3 separate regions of the Mus musculus genome follow, and all the other regions are linked to region 1. A link is a loop called in an ENCODE intact Hi-C map of the cell type or tissue named here. Cell type or tissue: left cerebral cortex. All regions are shown on one strand.

The links. A loop is a pair of places that touch in the nucleus more often than their neighbours do. Peaks named below come from ENCODE experiments on the same cell type or tissue, not always from the same donor. Only the 100,000 strongest peaks of a DNase experiment are listed, where the experiment ranks them.
Region 2: a loop joins it to region 1, with 4 times the contacts of the local background. A loop is called at or near these places in 10 of 42 quality-filtered maps.
Region 3: it touches region 1 in a loop (2.0-fold over the local background); 15 of 42 quality-filtered maps call a loop at or near these places.

Annotation. Positions count from the first base shown.
Region 1 is chr2:30,269,157-30,271,656 of GRCm38, reverse strand. It overlaps Phyhd1 (phytanoyl-CoA dioxygenase domain containing 1), which reads right to left. Exons shown (of 11, transcript NM_001252570.1): 2 at 1,810-1,968. Among named protein-coding and RNA genes, the nearest start is that of Phyhd1, 3.6 kb to the right of the region's middle. In left cerebral cortex, a CTCF peak has its summit at 1,221 (motif pointing right); a DNase peak (open chromatin) is centred at 1,265; H3K27ac peaks cover 1,037 bases.
Region 2 is chr2:30,203,725-30,206,224 of GRCm38, reverse strand. It overlaps Kyat1 (kynurenine aminotransferase 1), which reads left to right and starts at 378. Exons shown (of 13, transcript NM_001356474.1): 1 at 378-592. Gm31201 (a long non-coding RNA gene) reads right to left here and starts at 376. Exons shown (of 2, transcript XR_374214.4): 1 at 234-376. In left cerebral cortex, no CTCF peak of the experiment used is centred here; DNase peaks (open chromatin) are centred at 388, 776 and 1,216; H3K4me3 peaks cover 1,459 bases; H3K27ac peaks cover 1,099 bases.
Region 3 is chr2:30,165,561-30,168,060 of GRCm38, reverse strand. The region is part of intron 3 of Gm31080 (a long non-coding RNA gene); the gene reads right to left. Among named protein-coding and RNA genes, the nearest start is that of Gm31080, 4.2 kb to the right of the region's middle. In left cerebral cortex, a CTCF peak has its summit at 1,164 (motif pointing left); no DNase peak of the experiment used is centred here.

The DNA of each region.
Region 1 (2,500 bases):
ACAAACAAGGCTATAAAATAAGACCCTGTCTCAAAACAAACAAGCAAATATTCTATCTGAACAGTGCTAGCAATACATACATTACAAAACCTTGCTGTGTCTCCTACAGAAGGTGCCTCTCCCTGTCTCCGCCCAGCACTGCAGCTGTATTGCCGGGGAAAAGAGCAAAGTTTAAGTGCAAGGTCATTGCTTCTTAGGGCTGGGAAGATGGCTCAGTGAGCTCTTTTAAGAACCCAGGTTCAAGCCGGGCATGGTGGCACATGCCTTTAATCCCAGCACTCGGGAGGCAGAGGCAGGCAGATTTCTGGTTCGAGGCCAGCCTGGTCTACAGAGTGAGTTCCAGGATAGCCAGGGCTCTACAGAGAAACCCTGTCTCGAAACAACCAAAAAAGGGCTGGTGAGATGGCTCAGTGGGTAAGAGCACCCGACTGCTCTTCCGAAGGTCAGGAGTTCAAATCCCAGCAACCACATGGTGGCTCACAACCATCTGTAACAAGATCTGACGCCCTCTTCTGGAGTGTCTGAAGACAGCTACAGTGTACTTACATATAATAAATAAATAAGTCTTTAAAAAAAAAAAAAAAAGAAAAACCAAAAAAAAAAAAAAAAGGAAAGAAAAAAAAAAAAAAAAAGAACCCAGGTTCAATTCCAGCACCCCAAACCACACCACCATCTCCACTTCTTCTTCTTCCTCCTCCTCTTCTTCATTTGTTTTTGATTTTTTTTTTCAACACAATTCCTCTGTATCTGGCTATCCTAGAACTCACCTTGTAGAGTGACCAGCCTAGAACTCACTGAGATTCACCTGCCTCTGTGTCCTGTGTTGTGTGCATTGGTGTTTTGCCCACGTGTATATCTGTATGAGTATTGGGCCCCTGGAACTGGAAGTACATGAGCTACCATGTGGGAACTGGGAGCTGGGAATTGAACCTTGGTCCTCTGGAAGTGCAGCCAGTATGCTCAACCAATGAGCCATATCTCTAACATCACCCTTTCTTCTTTCAACATTCCTACCTCTGCAACCACCGGACTGTTAGAGTCTTCTCGGTAAGTAACTAGGGAGAGGGACAGGGTTCGGCCCCCTCATTCCTTAGAGTGTGTCTGTCCTGCTAGTTGGAAAAATTCTCAGTCTGTTATGTGTCTTCTTCTGAAGCCTCCATCCTTCCTCCTCCCCTCTCTGGGAGAAAGCAGTTTCTGGCTGCTGTAATTCTATTTATGTCCACCAGATGGCAGAAGCCCCTTGGCATCAGTATAAGGTGAGCCCTGTTGCCTGAACCACTAAAAAATTCAGACTAAGAAGGGTTAAGGGAACTGGTTGGAAGAACCACCTATCCTGCCAAACTGTGTTGAGTCTGAGGAAGCAAGAGGCCTTCCTAGTCTGGTTGGGAGATGACTCACCCAAGAGTGGCCTATCACAGGGCTCACTCTGGTCACAGAGAGTTCTTTGTGACCAGAGAATTTGAGAAACTGCAGCAGGTCAACGACCAGCATCATTTGATATCAGAGAGGTGGATTCAAGTCTCTATCAGTTACAAACTGTGTGGTTGGAGCAGCACAATATTACCCAGAGAAAAGCCCCGCTTTTCCCATTGCCAAGCGAGAATAATAATAGCCACCTTATAAATTCATAGTGTGGAGGAATACAGCACAGCTCTTTAGCCTGGTACCCGGCATACAGATGGCTGAGGTCTGATCCCTTGTCAGAAGTCTGTGTGTGGCCTTAGGGTCCTCCCGTCCAGTCCAGACTGCTGCCTAAGACTGAGCACCCACCAAAACCAGACGCCCACCCTCAGCGCCCCAGGTACCTGCCTGGGTTTGAAGTTGCTCATCTTCCTGGGTGGAAAATTCTGTCCGGCAGTGCAGAGGGACATCCATCTCAGCTACAATCTCACCGATCCTCTGCTGCATGGCCACACACTCATCCGCTGTGAAGAATCCTTCCAACAGCAGAAACCCGTCCTCCTGGAACTGCAGCAGGGACAAGACTCAGGCTCCTTCCGCCCTCGCTCATTCCTTATATCCATGTTGGACCACAAACTCGAACCAAGATCAAGTGTCCTGCTCATGGCTCTGCCCCCCACCCTGGACATGGGCATCCAGTGCTTAGTGAGGAGCCGTCAGTACTGGCTGCTTGCATCTTATCGAGGAAGGGGAAGTGGCAGCTGCCTCTGCTCTTGCCCTCCAATGGGTTTGGGACATACGGAAACATTTGCTCATTTGTGTGTTAAAGTGCAGGTGTGAGTGTAGAACATGTGTGAGAACTGCAGGTGCGCATGTGCAGGGGCATCAGGAGAGGACATACGGTGCCCCTCTTCCACTTTCTATTTCTGAGGCTCTCCTTGAACCTAGGCTGTTTTCTTCATTAGACTGGCAGCCTGTGAGCCCTGGCGATCTGAGCTGCAGGTGTGTGCAGCTCATGGAGTGGGTGCTGAGATTTGAACTCTGATCTTCATGCTTGCAGAAGCACTCTTAACCACCGACCCCGCCTAACTCCCTTGTT
Region 2 (2,500 bases), 65 kb after region 1:
ACCAGGGAATAGTCCCGCAGATCAGAAAGAGGGAGGGGTTCAAGGAAAGAGTTCGGCACCAAGTACTAGGGGAGCCCGGGTGGAACCTCTGGGAAGGTGCACGTGCGCGGAGGGGCGTGGATCTGCAGGGACCGCGGCGGAAACTCGGGTGAGAGGTGCGAGCGGAGGTCGGGCCCGCGTCATTGGATTCAGGGAGGTGACAGCGCGTCCCTTTCCATACTCGACCCACTCACCAAGGCCCGCTGTTCTCGGCCGCCACGCAGGCAGCCCTAGTCCTGGGTCTGGCTACCCACAGCCAGTCGCGCCGTGGGTCTTTGGCTCCTTGTTTTGTTTGTACCGCTTCTTAGGTCTCCGCCCCGGAAGTGATGTCACCGAGCGCAAATGCTTGGGGATCCTAGGCTGTCGCCCAGTCTTTAAAGGGCACACAGAGCTTCGCACTGCTTCTGACAGTTCTCTTGAGCTAAGCTGCATCTGGGCGGAAGTAGCCCATCTAGGGCTCGGCCTCTTTAAAGGAACAGACTTCTGCAACCTTGGGAATACGTTTGGGGTCGCGGGTTATTGGACAGAGCAGCGCTATTGTTTGCTGAAGCAGGTCAGTTCCTGGTTGCCGTGCGGGGTTTCATCTAGATCGTGTGTTGAAGTTAGCTAAGGTTTGCGAGTGCTGTAGCTCTTTGATCCATGTGCTCCTGTTTGTATGTGATGTGTAGCTTCTCTGAAAGAAGGATCTATCCCCTGAGAAAAACTTGCACACGCGGTCTTGGCAGCTCTACACTCAGTCACAGAACCAGTTAGACTAGTTCTCTCTGCACCCACGTCCACTCTCCCAAGGTAGTCCTGGCCAAGAAGATGCAGACTGCGCTAACGGAGAATTGCCTGCAGAGCTAGCGCCAATAGTCTCTGTGGGTCCTTCTGGGTTCTGTCGGTTCCCGGGCTGCACGGCAATTGGATTCATGTACTAATGTGGGACAACTTCCAAGATAACTTAGGTTAAAATAATAATAATAATAATAATAATAATAATAATATTTTTTAAGTTAATGGGACAGAAAGAATAGCCTTCAGTCCTACTGAAGCCTGCTATGGTCAGATGTGCAAAACCCATGTTCTACCAGGCATATCACAGACATGCCACATGACCTGCAGGAAAAATGGGGCTGAAAGAGGCTGAAAGAGAGGGTGAACGAAAGAGAACAGGGCTGTCCCGCGTAGGTGGACTCCAAGGCTTACAGTCCTCCATAGACCTGGAGTATCATCTATGAACAAATGTGACCACAATGGTAGACACCAGGTGGCCCCGCTGGTGGGTTCACCGTTTTATACACACCAGTTCTGTTTACCAATGGGTGAGGCACAGAGTTTGGAAAAGGATTCCCACAGATGTTCACTCCCCTCCCACCCGCAGGAGGGTTTGAAGACACCAGGTCTCTCCCTCTGCTTCCTGGGAGCCTTAGCACTAATTTTTGGATCTCCTGTGTAGTCGACCTAGTAGGGAGCTCAGGGTCTCACAGCCAACAGGACACTGTTTCCACCCTATGTTTCTGTGAGAGCAACAGACAACCTGGCAGTCAGTTCCTGTGCTGAAAACTTTTTTTTTTAAGATTTATTTATTATTATATCTAAGTACACTGTAGCTGTCTTCAGAAGAAGGCATCAGATTGCATTACAGATGGTTGTGAGCCACCATATGGTTGCTGGGATTTGAATTCACGACCTTTGGAAGAGCAGTCAGTGCTCTTAACCGCTGAGCCATCTCTCCAGCCCTGAAAACTTTTTTTTTTAAGATTTATTTTATTTATTTTATGTAGCTGTACAGATGGTTGTGAATCTTCTTGTGGTTGTTGGAATTGAATTTAGGACCTCTGCTCGCTCCAGCCCAAAGATTTATTTATTATTATAAAAAGTACACTGTAGCTGTCTTCAGATGCATCAGAAGGGGGCATCAGATCTCATTATGGGTGGTTGAGCCACCATGTGGTTGCTGGGATTTGAACTCAGGACCTTCGAAAGAGCAGCCAGTGCTCTTACCCGCTGAGCCATTTCACCAGCCCGTGTTGAAAACTTTTGTATAGTACAAGGAACCAGACTGGGTGAAGTTAGAGGGGGAATTCTCCAAGATTGTGACAGAGAAGTGTGTAGCATGCCTGCCCAGCCTCCCTTCAGGTCCTAAGGGGTTAGCAAAGAGCACACTGTTAGAGCAGGGCCGGCTCTCTTGGACCTGCTGTACTCATTCTACAGATGGATAAACTAAGTCAAGACAACCCATGTTCCATAGCTAGTGCAATATTGGAGCTGGGACCATTACATCTAAGGCCAAACTTCAGGGTTTTTTTTCCTTGTCATGAAATGGGGACAGGTCTTAACCAAGCTTCTCCCGTCCCAATTCATTGGGCACCGTGGGTAGTGTTGTGTCAGTGAGTGGCCGTTTCCTGGCAGAGAAAATGTGAACATTCTTCAAGGGACCAGAGCGTCCAACTGGAACAAACTACTTTGCCTTGAATGC
Region 3 (2,500 bases), 100 kb after region 1:
CCCCCAACAAAACCCAAGCCTAGCTCCAGTCTCTAGACTAATCCCCAACAAGACCAGTGTCTCCAGGTTATTCCCCCAACAAACAACAAAGGTAACCCCCAGGTTACAAGCCCACCCCCTGCCTAACGACCACTGATGCAGTTGATGACAGGAATATAAATTTAGGATATGACTCCAGCACCAGCCATTTATGTTAAAAGTCACGGTAGCTTTCCAATTAGATGCTTGCACGCTTAACCCTCCCCTGCTCCCCACTTGCTGCTTATTATAAAGCCTTGACCTGATAGATATTCAGGGTTCACCACCACCACCAAAACCCTCTTGCATGAAAGTGGTGCACTGGATAGGGGTCGGGGGACTTCAAATAGAATGAAGACCCTGCTGTGAGATGCATCAGATCAGCTCCTGTCTTGTTTTGTTTTGTTTTGTTTTGTTTTGTTTTGTTTTGAGACAGGGTTTCTCTGTGTAGCCCTGGCTGTCCTGGAACTCACTCTGTAGACCAGGCTGGCCTCGAACTCAGAAATTCACCTGCCTCTGTCTCCCAAGTGCTGGGATTAAAGGCATGAGCCACCACGCCCGGCACCTGTCTTGTTTTTGTTAATCACATTCCCTGGCACTACATTTTGATGTGTTGGCTGAAAAGTTCCCCATGATACACAGGACTAGCAATCTGGAGGGGCAAAACCAGTCTAGGTATTTTTGTTTTTTATGTTTGTAATACCATGTTAAAGTTCCTGCTTTTTGCCTGTCTGAGAGCTGAATTTGTCTGAGCTTTCTGTGAAATCTGCCAAACAGAACAGAACAGAACAAGCTTGTGTAAAGGTAAATGTGAAACTCTTCCAGTCATGCTGAGATGATTTATTTGTGTGGAAACTGGTGGCTTGTGTTGCCATGGCAATTCTTCTAGGTTTGAGCCCTGCTAAGGAATCTGAGTGTCAGAAGCTTCCTATGAGGTCTGAGCAAGTGAGTACTTGCAAAGTGGCTCAAAAGCTTGTGATTTGTGTGGCGGCTAATTTGTCTAAATGTTAGAAGTTTTCTGTGAGATCTACAGAGTGGAATGAAAACTTGTGTAAAGATAAATGACTTATACTGCCATGGTAAGTTTTACAGGTCTCAGTAAACATCTGTGCAGTACTATGAGTTGTCATGTGTGAGAGCGCCACCTTCTGGTTGGCACTTGTTACTGCAAACTGTATTTTTCTGGTTTTGGTTGGTTTTGGTTCTGGTTGTGCCTTTCTCTGTTTGCTGACTCCAAATGGTGGCACATCTTTCTGAGAACAAGGCCTTAAATTTGTTTCCGTGGCCAGTTTGTGTTTACGACAGATGTGTCTGGAAGCAGTGACTGTGGTGGAGCCAGGAGACCTCCCAAGCCTCAATTTGGGTAGGCATGGGCTCCTCACCCATCTGGGAACAAGGCCTTGATTTTATACCTGTGGATGACTGCAGTTAAAGATAGATGTATTGCAGGGCAGTGGTGATGCACACCTTTAATTCCAGCACTTGGGAGGCAGAGGCAGGCAGATTTCTGAGTTTGAGGCCAGCCTGCTCTACAAAGTGAGTTCCAGGACAGCCAGGGCTATACAGAGAAACCCTGTCTCGAAAAACAAAAACAACAACAACAAAAACAAACAAACAAAACAAAACAAAAGATAGATGTATCTGGGAACTGTGGCTAAGGTGGGTCCAGGAGACATCCTGAGTCTCAGTCTGGGGTGGGCATGGACTCCAGGACACCCACCAATCTGGTTCTTTTCTGGTGTGTGTGTACCACTTTCTGGTTGTTTCTCCTTTTTTTCTCATTTGTTGTGTTTTGTGTGTTGTATTTGTGTTTCTCATTACAAGATGACATTGAAGAAGTGACTTTGACTAGAGGACTGTGATGAATTAAGTGACTTGAACTTTGATGGATGTATTAACATGAGACAGGCTACATCTACCACATTCTGCAGGTTCCCTTCACCACAGAAGAGGCAGAAAGCTTGTTCTTGGACCCATAGGGGAGCCCATCAGTAACCAAGCAGCAACTGATGCTTGCTTTCCCCTAACTCTCCCAGATTGGGATTTTAACACAATTAAAGTTAAGACCATCTTGGTCTACCATCAGACTCTTCTGTCAGGTCTCAAAGTGCTTGCAAGATGGTCCACAAATTAGGCAGAGAGAAAATGAAAGCCCTGCAGCTTTTGAAGACATTTCAACAGTACACCCCCATGGACCCTGCATCACCAGAAGCAAAAGCAACAGTCACTCTAGCTTTTTTTTTTTTTTTTTTTTTTAATCAGGCAGCACCAGATATTAAGAAAAAGCTCCAGCGGGGCAGTGGTGGTGCACACCTTTAGTCCCAGCAGTTGGGAGGCAGAGGCAGGCTGATTTCTGAGTTTGAGGCCAGCCTGGTCTACAGAGTGAGTTCCAGGACAGGCAGGGCTACACAAAGAAACCCTGTCTGGGGGGGGGGGGGGAGAAAGAAGAAAGAGCTCCAGAGGGTTGAGAGGTTAGGAGAAA